2 separate regions of the Homo sapiens genome follow, and region 1 is linked to region 2. The links are chromatin contacts, found by Hi-C in ENCODE. All regions are on one chromosome and are shown on one strand. The core of a region is the stretch at or near the end of the contact, and the rest is flanking DNA. Distances in the headings are between cores, read along the strand shown.

What was found. A loop is a pair of places that touch in the nucleus more often than their neighbours do. Pooled maps may share reads with other maps.
Region 1: a loop to region 2 is called in a pooled map, with 5 times the contacts of the local background. The contact joins the enhancer-like site here to the promoter of ADAMTS8 in region 2. A Hi-C loop is called at or near these places in 1 of 168 maps with a recorded cell type or tissue (mammary epithelial cell) and 4 of 50 pooled maps.

The regions. Positions count from the first base shown.
Region 1 is chr11:131,029,138-131,034,900 of GRCh38, reverse strand. No RefSeq gene overlaps it. Among named protein-coding and RNA genes, the nearest start is that of SNX19, 120 kb to the right of the region's middle. RefSeq lists an enhancer at 1,360-1,860. Within about 2 kb of position 1,405, at least 3 of the 41 ENCODE cell types and tissues checked have a DNase peak (open chromatin) inside an H3K27ac peak, as active enhancers do; they include mammary epithelial cell, where a contact is called at or near this core.
Region 2 is chr11:130,425,216-130,430,690 of GRCh38, reverse strand. ADAMTS8 (ADAM metallopeptidase with thrombospondin type 1 motif 8) reads left to right here and starts at 2,082. Exons shown (of 9, transcript NM_007037.6): 1 at 2,082-3,124. The coding sequence starts at 2,405.

The sequences.
Region 1 (5,763 bases), core at 156-2,655, 600 kb before region 2:
GTGAATTGGATCCTCGTACTTTCGAAATCCTACCATCAGAGACAATGCCTTCAAGGTGAACTCTACAAATAAGACATCATTGGTGCTCAGCAACCAAGGGTAGAAGGTTGCCACGAAGCAGTGGCCAGAAGAGGTTGGAGAGAATGGTGGAAGAGGTAGAATAGATAAGTGGTTAAGAATGGGGACTCATGTCAGACACATCTGGATTCAAATCTCAGCTCTTTAATTTTACTAAGGGTATCATATTCAGCAAATTTTTTAACCTGTATTAATTTTCTATTGCTGCATAACATATTACCATAAACTTAGCAGCTTACTGCAGCACGTAGTTATTATCTTACAGTTTATGTAGTTTAGGAATCTCAGCATGGCTTAGATGGGTCCTCTGCTGAGGGTCTCATCAGCTGTGATCAAGGTATCAGCCATGCTGCATCCTCATCTGGAGGTTTGACTGGGGAAGAATTTAATTCCAAGTTCATTTAGGTTGTTGGCAGAGTTTACTTCCTTGCAGACATAGGACCAAAGACCTCCAATTCCCACTGGCTGTTGGCTAGAGGCTGCCTTCAGGTCCACCAGAAGTGCTCTAACAAATGGCTTTCTCTATAGGCAGTTCATGGCTGTTTTCTTCTTCACAGCCAGCAGGAGAGTCTCTCTCACTCTAGTCTGCCAAGACAAGTCTCATATAATGTAACAAAATCATGGTCATGACATCTCATCACATTTGCCATATTTTATTGCCAGAAGCAAATCATAGGTTCTACCTGCACTGAAGTGGGAAAAGTTATACAGAGAGTAACACCAAGGGGTGCACATCATGGGGTCCTCTTAGGAATTGCCTACCACATTCTACCCTCTAGTTATCATCTGGAGAGAAAATAATGTAAAAAGTCATTTTTGAAAGGTAGAAGGAAGAAGTGTTTGAGAATGTAGAAATCCCAACTCTTCAGTTTTACTAAAGCTGTGACCTTGAACAAGTTTCTTATCCTATCTGCTTTTCAGCTTTCTCCTCTGTAAAATGGGAGTCATAAGAGTAGTTACCTTATGGGTTGATGGGAAGATTAAATAAGGGCTTGTAAATTATCTAGAAGAGTGCCTGGCACTTAGTGAGTGCTGGGGAAATGTTAACTTAATCAACATGTCCCTCTTTGCAGCAGACTTGGAAAGAGTATCTTTTGGGCATAGCTTCTTTAAGCCTATATCACTTGTCAAATCAGAGGCAGAGCCAAGGCTACAACTCAACAGCCAAGAGCCCAGGTGAGGCTGTCACTGGTCTAAGCCTGTTGTGCTTGCTGAACCTGATTCTGCCACTCCAGCCATCCTTCCCCTGCTGACTCAGCCTGCCCTGGGTGTGGGGAGGGGCACATTTCCTGTAGAGAGGTCTGGTAATGGCCACAGTGGCAGGTCAGGCAGCATAGTGTGGAAACCTGGCTCTCCTTCAGGGACAAGTGGATGCTTAGACTTTGGAAGCAGGTTGGAGAGATGAGGGATAAGGTCTATGATGCTCTGCAGAGGGAGGCAGGGGTGTGTGGGTGGAGAGAAAGGAAATGAGGGAGACAGGGCCACAGTAGATACCAATGGAATGTGCTGAGGTGACCTTGCTCTCTGCGGCAAGCTCAGCGCAGCAGAGGAGGTGATGACTTGCAGTTTTCCCATCAGTGCCGCATGAGTCACTCTCCATATGGCTGGTCATGTCTATCCCCTCGTTTCCCATATCAGTTTAAATGAAGGCACTGCGTGTATGTGCATGTGTGCATGGGTGCACATGTATGAGTGCACTAACCAAACAGCTGCAGAAGTAATGAGTCAGTATTTGCTCTGAGGATCTGAGACCTCTCCCAAAAATTAGGCATAAATATGGACATCAGTATGACAAGTCAGCATTTCTACAAAATACAGCATGTCAGTTCAAGGATCTCAGCAAGTTTTAAGGAAATGACTTAAAAGATCACCTTCTTTGGAATAGAAATTAATCTCTTAGATTGATGGAGACCATTGGGAAAAGGGGAGGGTAAGAGAAAAGGGATGCAGGCATGATTCAAGTAGAAAGAAAATAGGGTTGATTTTATATTTGCAAAACAATTCACCATTAACCAAAATGCCTTTCCACACATGTCTCTTCAGGTCTCACCAAAACATATAAAGAAAACAAAGCAGATATTATCTTCATTTGCATGAGAAAACACAGTCAGTCTGTAGGAGCAAAAGGAAGTAGCAAAAAGAAAAAAAAAATACTAGAACACAGGTCTTCAGAACTCTAATTCAGTGTTCCTCTTCTACAGAATCTGACGGAGATGTCAGAATAGCCTTCGTTAGCAGGCTGATGCCTATGTGAAGGTTATTGCTTAAATATTAATTAGACAAGCCCTGTCCAGGCACTGCCAGCCTAGGGATACATTACATTAATCTTTCTGAGCCTAAGTTTCCTTATCTATAAAATAAGGATAATAATAATATTCACCTAATTAGGTTGTTTGAGGATTAAATAGGTTAATAATCATAAGGGCATAAGAAATTGTCTGTGCAAAGTGTTAGATTAAGTGTTAGCTTATTATTTTGGCCTCTTCTCCCAGCCCTCCCACTTAAAAGTACTTATTCAGGGAGAAATGAACACTACCTTGCTGAATGAATTACTGATTGAATAATGGGAACTAAATGGAGACAGAAGAGGACCTAGAAACAAGGCCAAACACCCAGGGAAAGGAAAGACTCACTTCTTGGTTTCAATGACCAACTTTCCCACAATCACCTAATTGTAGTCCAAACCTCAGATTTAAGTGGCCCTTGCAGCATAAACCAAAGCTTTCTAAACTCCCAGGGCATTTCTCTCTCCCTCTATTTCATTATCACCTGCTCAATGATTACAAAACACTGCTTTTCATGAAGGATACAAAACCATTTTAGAGGACTCATGTGACACCCTGGAACACTCAGCTCTCTTTACTCACTCTCGGTGGGATGCTGGTGACTGTGCTTTGTGATTGGGGAGCCCTGATTTGTAGTGTCTGATGATACCTGTGGTGTAAACACTCCTACTATGACTGATTTCAAGCTACCATGGGTTTAACAACTGGCTGGCAAACTCCTGAATATTAAACAATTGGCTTTTACACGTGGCTTTGTCCCTCTCCTTTGCTCCTTCCCATTTCCATAAGAGGATTGGGCCCTGACTGCTAGGTCCATTGAGCCTCATTGGATACGGGCTGGTAAATACAGCTCCTATCACTGCTGTGTGGCACTTGCTCTGCACCTTGGGACCTCATAGTGCAGGGCAAGGAATAAGAACCCTTGGCATTCTAGAAAAAGGAAACAAATAAGCAGGAGAACCTGGGGTGGAGGTTTCTGAATTTTATTCCAAACCATGGCATTAATAAATGGCTTGAACTGAAGAAAAGCCAAGTTCACCTGTTCCTGGTGCCTTATTTTCTCCATTCATCAGACAGTGACAACAACGACCTCAGTCACAGGGGAGGCAGAGAGCTTCATTAGCTCATGGTTTTTAAAGGCTCAGATACAAAAGGCAGTGTAATAGGAGTGCAAAGCCTCATTATTAGGTAATAACTCTCATCTGGCTGATTCCAATTGCACATCTCTTCATGTCTACCCTTTTTCCAATTACGTTGCTTCATTTTTCTCTTCTGGATATTTTTTAAAAGTCACTTTGAAGTACCGTAATTACTATTTCAATAAAAAACCTCACAAAGATGATGAGTTTAAACTAAATGAAAAAAAGCAGAGAAATCATGCCTCCCCCATCCAGCCTCCAACCCAAAAAAAATTTTTTTTAAATTAAAATTTCATCCCCTGTTTTACACGCAGTGAAATCAGTGCCTTATTTGGAGAGTGTTCATTCAAGGAGAGAATCTTTTTTAGGTGGAAATGATCATTGTACACTTGCCAGATAGTTAATTACATTAGGTTGTTCTGCCCACGATTGCAAATCAACTTCATACAGAAGGGACTTGTGGCCAAGATAATAGCAAAAGATAATGCAGTAAAACAACTGTGAAAAGCAAATGGTGCAAAGCATAAATGTTGAAAATTGCTGTTTGTTTTTATATATATATATATATATATATATATATATATATGTATTTTTAGGAGGGCGGCAACATGCTCTTTGCTGTTATCACAAGCATTAAAGTTTAATAGACCATCCGTGAGTTATTTACTGCTCAGAAACACCTGCTCGGTGAGATAAAGTAGCAGCTATCTTTCTAGTTTTAAAATTGACATTCAGCCAGTTATATTTCTGGTCTTTCTCATCACTTAGATGGTTGTTGACTTTTCTTAAATGTCAAAGGAGGTTTTCAACTTAATTTTATGCCTCATGCTAGTTTCTCACTTGGGCTCTCCAGAGGCCCTTCTCTGTGGCCTCTAAGTCAGCCCCAAGGAAGTGTTGCTGAAAGGAAACCTTTCTTTTAAGAAAAAAGAGTGCATTTACATCCATCTTTTTGCATGTATTGTGTAGAAAATGGAATTTATCATACCTCATTCATAATTACTCCCCTTAGTCTTTCTACACTGTTTACTAAGGTGAATAAAGTATTAGGCAAGTGTAGTATATACACATATGTAGACAATCACAGATAGGACTATATTCTATGCCCCTGGACAAATGATATCACCAGAAACCAGGTCTATGTCAGGGCCTGCGTGATTTCTCCTGACGTCTCTCTTCTTCCCTGCATGCCGTTTCCTTTCTCTACCTGCTGAGCAATCTTCTCTCTACTCCACAATCCATATTCTGGAGTTCAAGTCTGATGAGCTTAGCTCTGTCCACTCCTGGGCCAAGTTCTTACCACAGACCACTTCACAGAACAACCAGCAGACTATGGCCAGACAACTCATTGGGAGGGTGGGCATTCACGTCTGGTCGATCAGTGGTCATTTCTGCACAAATACCCCCTGTCACAACTGCCCTGGGCCAGGCCATGGGTCAGCACTGTCAGACTAATGGAGATGACAGGTGCTATGTACACACCGACATACTGACCTGTGTTGTGTCAAGTGCTGGGTTTTAAGGAGGTAGATGCTGACTGAAGTGAGCCATGTCAAGGTTGAGGAAGGAACTGAGCTAGGAATTCTGAACAATATGGCTTGGCTGCCAGACTCAATTTGAACCCTGGCTCTCCCACTTGATATCTGAGTGACCTTGGGCAAGCGATTCAACCTCTTTGTGCCTAATTGTCTCATGTGTCAAATGGGACTTATCACACTACCAACCTCACAAAGTGGTCATAAGAATAAATGAGCTGACACACAAAATGCTGAGTCGAGTCTGCCGGTAAGTGCTTCGCATCTGATTCGTTCAGTGTTTGTTTCATGGTTATCTATGGGTATGTGTCTGTGTTTGTCTAAGGTATGCAGAATTTAAATTAATGGTGATCCTTGGTCCATGACATGCTTCTATCAACTGTCTATGCAATGGTCTCTTTTATGTACATATTTGTACATAAAACATCCAATACCCATCAACCTACACACTCCTCACCGTCTCCTTTCCCTTCCTTTCCCAAGACATAACTGCTATTCTAAATGATATGTTCATCATTTTCTATTTCTTCACATTATTCTTATAAAAATATATGCCTAACAACATATTATTTAGTTTCAGTTGTTTTTAGGCTTTATAAAGGGGTACACTATAACATTAGTCTTCCAGGACTTGCTTTTTTTCTTCCAAGTTTGTTGCCAGGAAGGTCTGTGTTCTTTCATGTTCACGTCTGTGTGATATTCCATCGTGCGACTATGACACAGACTATC
Region 2 (5,475 bases), core at 833-3,332:
TCCCACTCCTCCCAGATGCTTACACTCGAGAAAGAAGGAAAACCCACAGGACCTAACTGCTACTGAAAATCAGGAGTTAGCTGGCACAGTAGCTCACACCTATAATCCCAGCACTTTGGGAGGTTGAGGCAGGCGGATCACCTGAGGTCAGGAGTTGGAGACCAGCCTGGCCAAAATGGTGAAACCCCATCTCTACTGAAAGTACAAAAGTTAGCCAGGTGTGGTGGTGCCTGCCTGCAGTCTCAGCTACTTGGGAGGCTGAGGCAGGAGAATCTCTTGAACCTGAGAGGGAGAAGTTGCTGTAAGCCAAGATCGCACCATTGCACTCCAGCCTGGGTGACAAAGTGAGACTGTGTCTCAAAAAGAGAAAATCAGGAGTTGTACTCTGGGAAACAGCAAATAAGGGGCTTCAAGGAGGTAAAAACCAGTCATTGAACTGTTACAATAGCCCTGAGGCAACACAGAGTTGTATTCATTGCTTGCCCAGGTCAGACTGTCCCAAGCACTGTACAGGATGTCCCAAGCACTGTACACTGTGCTAGGACGAAGTGTTTTGCTTGTTTTGAGAAAAGGGTTGAAGAGACCATTCTTTCCATTGTCCTTCCTCTAGAAGTGTTTCCCCAAAACATTCTAGACTCGTTATTCCTATCCTATAAATTATGCAGGAAAGGAGGTTCTGCACCATGCTAGGTTGGGAAGTTCATCCTTTCATCTAATTCACAGCTGTCCCTCTGTGTTTCTGAGAAAGCAAAGAGAGGGGGGATACTTAGAGGGAATTTGGCAGCACTTTCCCCTGGGCAAGAGCCTCCTCTTTGGAGGTAACAAGCCCTGAGAGTCTCAGATGCATGCTGAACCACCACACTGCAGGAAGGGGTCAGATGGGCTGAAAAGAATCAGCGATGACCTCGACTGTCAACATCCCCAGCATAAGCACAGAGCTGGGTACCTGGGGGCAGGTGAATTGGCAAAGGATTTAAAGGCCCTGATCCCAGCGGTTCCTAATGCATCACCCACATTGACAACTCAGAGAAAGGCACAGTTGGTGGATGAGTCTAGAGTTTGTAGGTAGAGAACAGGGCCCTCCACCCAATCCAGACCTGTGTCATTGAGACTGGGATGGGATGCAGTTTTGTGGTCTTGAGACCATGTCATCCCTCTCTTCCTGAATACTACCCCCTTCCCTAGGGGGCAGTGGTGACATGGGACAGAATAAATTCACCTCATACACATTTGTTCCTGGGGCTGTGGCAACGCAGTGAAAGGGCCTGCCACCTTACTTGAAGTCCCGGGCAACTAGCAGTATCCAGAAGAGAAGACCTTTTTCAGGGACTGGAGGTCTGTTTCCCTCTTGGGGAAATGCTAACTTCCAACCTCAGTGCTGGTAACTTACCACTGTGCTGGCCTCTGCCCCACCTGCCCTCTAACAGGACAGTGAGAGTCCCTCTTAGGGTTAACCAGGTGGGTTGTTTTTTGTTTTGTTTTTGTTTTCCCCATCTTCAGTTTGGAGTGAAAGTTAGGAAGGCTGTGCAGTAGTGATGAGAGGAGGGCATGATTTTAGCATGACCTTTTCCTCCTCTCCCTTTATGCTTTACAATGAAAAGCTCAGGAACCTTCTCCCCACACAGTCGGATCTCCGGAGGCATCTGCAGGGATCCCAACAGTGTCGGGCTCTGCAGTCGGACTCTGCAGGGATCCGAACAGGGTCGCTGAGACCAGTGCACGAGCCTCTTCGGAAGATGCATCCTGGACTCTTGGCCGCAGAGGAGAAAGCGGTTGGGGTCTCCCAGGGACTCTTTCTAAAGGGTCAGTCCAGCATGGTAGGGGTTAACGTGGGTCCACGCGTAGAGGGAAAGGAAAGAAGTTGTAGTTGACACTTCAGGGGGGCGGGTGGCGGACGGGTCTCGCTGCCTGATTGGTTTTGCATTTCATCCCAATTTTTTTTTCTCCACTCTCTCTCCCTCTTTTCAGTTTCTCTCTCTGATCCCAGGGGAGGGGAAACGGGAATAGTGAGAGATCAAAAATAAACCTCTTATGTCAAGCCGGGAAGGAAGTATAAATAAGAAGGGCTCGGCAGCCCACTCGGTGCTTCCCGGGGTGGGGAGGAGGCAGGAGGCGGCTGCGCGGGGCTGGCGCGGGCAGGGGCGGAGGACGGGCGCACGCGGGCCGGGGCCAGCTGCTCGCGCTCGGCTCGGGGGCGGCGGCGCGGGAGGAGCGGGCTGCGCCAGCCAGAGGGGCCGCCGGGGGAGCGCTCCCGCCGCCGGGCCCCGCGGGCCGAGTCGGCCTTGCACCCGATTGATTCCGCTTTTCCTGGAGAGAGCGGCCGGGCCGCGCTCGGGCCGCCAGCACCTGCCCGCGCCTGGCGGGCTTCTTCCCTCTCCTGCGCGCAGCCACCGCCGCAGCCCCCATGCTCCCCGCCCCCGCCGCCCCCCGGTGGCCTCCGCTCCTGCTGCTGCTGCTGCTGCTGCTGCCGCTGGCCCGCGGCGCCCCGGCCCGGCCCGCAGCCGGGGGGCAGGCCTCGGAGCTGGTGGTGCCCACGCGGTTGCCCGGCAGCGCGGGCGAGCTCGCGCTCCACCTGTCCGCCTTCGGCAAGGGCTTCGTGCTGCGCCTGGCGCCCGACGACAGCTTCCTAGCGCCCGAGTTCAAGATCGAGCGCCTCGGGGGCTCCGGCCGGGCGACCGGGGGCGAGCGGGGGCTGCGCGGCTGCTTCTTCTCCGGCACCGTGAATGGGGAGCCCGAGTCGCTGGCGGCGGTCAGCCTGTGCCGCGGGCTGAGCGGCTCCTTCCTGCTGGACGGCGAGGAGTTCACCATCCAGCCGCAGGGCGCGGGGGGCTCCCTGGCTCAGCCGCACCGCCTGCAGCGCTGGGGTCCCGCCGGAGCCCGCCCCCTCCCGCGAGGACCCGAGTGGGAGGTGGAGACGGGAGAGGGTCAGAGGCAGGAGAGAGGAGACCACCAGGAGGACAGCGAGGAGGAGAGCCAAGAAGAGGAGGCAGAAGGCGCTAGCGAGCCGCCACCGCCCCTGGGGGCCACGAGTAGGACCAAGCGGTTTGTGTCTGAGGCGCGCTTCGTGGAGACGCTGCTGGTGGCCGATGCGTCCATGGCTGCCTTCTACGGGGCCGACCTGCAGGTAGGACTGAGAGCCTCCTCCAGCCGCCGTGCCCGGAGGCCCCCCAGACGCCTCCCAGCGTCTCTAAAATCTCCCCTTCCAATCCCTCTGAGAAAAAAAAAAAAAAAAAAAAAAAGCCCTCCCCACTCATCTTCTCCAGCCTTACCCCAAACGAGATTCTCTCCTGTCTGAGAAAGAGCAGTAACTCTTTTCTGAACTTCTGCCACCCTGGATCCCTGCGCCCCCACCCCCAGGTCCCTTCCAGTTTAGAGTGGGGCTGCCGACGCCCATCCCTCTCATCCGAATCTCCCGCGGCACGTGGCGCACTGACCCGAAAGTGGGTATCAACGCATTCCCCGGCACCTGCCTCTCCCAGCAGAGATGAAAATTGAGCGTTTACGAATAGCTCCCACTCCCACCCCTCAGCCCTCTACTGCCTCCAGATCTGAGAGGCTCCCAGGGAAAGGCAGATGGGATGGAGAGAGATGGCTGTCTGATTCCCTTGGGTATGGAGGTCGCCATAAGCAAAAGACATTGTTTGAAAGGAGCTGAACCTGGAGAGGGGCTGCCCAACTTCTGTGCAGCCAGCTGGTTGTGATCAATGGGGCATGGACTACCTTGCCAACCTGGCGCTCAGCCCCGGCAGAACTTGGCAATGCCAGCAGCCAGCACAAGAGGGAGGGGCAGAGAACTTCTGCCTGGGGGCTCAGCCCAGGAGCTGAAGCTTTGGTGGAAACGCGAGGGGCGCAGGGGCTGGAACGAGCTCTTTGGGTGAATGTCTCTAGTAAAGCCAGACCCACACTTGGTCCACCCAGCTGCCCTTAGCCCAGACACAGCTCTTACCTAAACAGGGGAGAAAAACAGAGTCCAGGGGATGGCTACCTAACCAGACCATTTCTAACTAGATGCAAAGATGGTGCTGACTCAGCAGGAGGTGTCTGTGTTGCCCTAAACCCCAATTTCTCCCCTAAAGACCAGGTGAAGGCTTTTCCAGGAGGAAAAGAGGGTAAGGCTTCCAGAAGAGGGGTGCTCTTTGCCCCTAGGGAGCACAGAACCAGAGATGTGCCAGGGAAGGAAGAACTGACCTGCCCAGACGTCATAGTTCCCTGAAACAGGGATCCTGGCAATGCAGCAGCTAAGCTGACACTTTGTGGTGATGGCATCCTTGGCCGGGACCCAATACTAGGCTCAGTCTGTGCCCGACTGCTGGGGGCCCCAAGGGCATAGGCATTGCCTGTGCAGAATAGTCCAGACAAGGAGGCGATCAGCCTTCTGTTTCTCACCCCATCTTTCCCACCCTCTATCACTGGGAAAGGCAGGGTAGGAAAGACCCAGGGAGAAACAGATGATTAGGATGGGAACTGCTGTGGGTGAGAGTCCACGTGGCTGCCCCTCTGGCTACTGCAGGTGCTGACTACACCCCAGGGACGCACCCCTGCAAGCCCTTGTGGTATTTGCTTCCCCAAAAGCAGGGCAGAGCAGCTTTGGGTCACGCTGATTTAACACCTGTTTCCCTGCCTGTCCTGAGAGCACGGAGCGGTGGGAGCACCAGCCCTCTCCTCTGACTCCTTTCTTTAAGCAAGTACTAGAGAGTGTGGCAGGAGAGGGGTGAGAAGAGGGCTTCTCCCATCTCTTTAGGACCCCCACACCTGGCTCCTAGGGGGCTCCACCAGAAAGAAGCTAAGATGGCCGGGCACGGTGGCTCAAGCCTGTAATCCCAGCACTTTAGGAGGCCGAGGTGGGCAGATCGCAAGCTCAGGAGATCAAGACCATCCTGGCTAACACGGTGAAACCCCGTCTCTACTAAAAATACAAAAAAAATAGCCAGGCGTGGTGGTGGGCGCCTGTAGTCCCAGCTACTCGGGAGGCTGAGGCAGGAGAATGGTGTCAACTCAGGAGGCAGAGCTTGCAGTGAGCGGAGACCGCGCCACTGCACTCCAGCCTGGGTGACAGAGCAAGACTCCATCTTAAAAAAAAAAAAAAAGAAAAAAGAAAAACACAAAAAAAGTAAGAAGCTAAGATGCACCCATTGCAAACCCAGAGCGGGGTGCTACACCCCTCTACCCCCACACATGGAACAGATTCTGACATCTACCTAAGAACCAAAACATAGGAAAGCCAAGAGAACTCCGTGCCAGCAGAGAAAGTCCATTTTTCAGCCTTCAGGGCCAGACTGTCTCACTCTCTCAGCTGATCACCTGGACGCTGGAGATAACTGAGTATTTGCCTCAGGGACATACTCGCATCTCCAGACATCCTAGCTATCTAGAGGCAGACATGCTCTGAGGCCCGACCCCAGGATGCCCGGGCTGCTGAAGCAGGAGACTCTGCTTGGGTTTGCACCCGATTTTGTTCCCTTCAGCTTAAAGTTC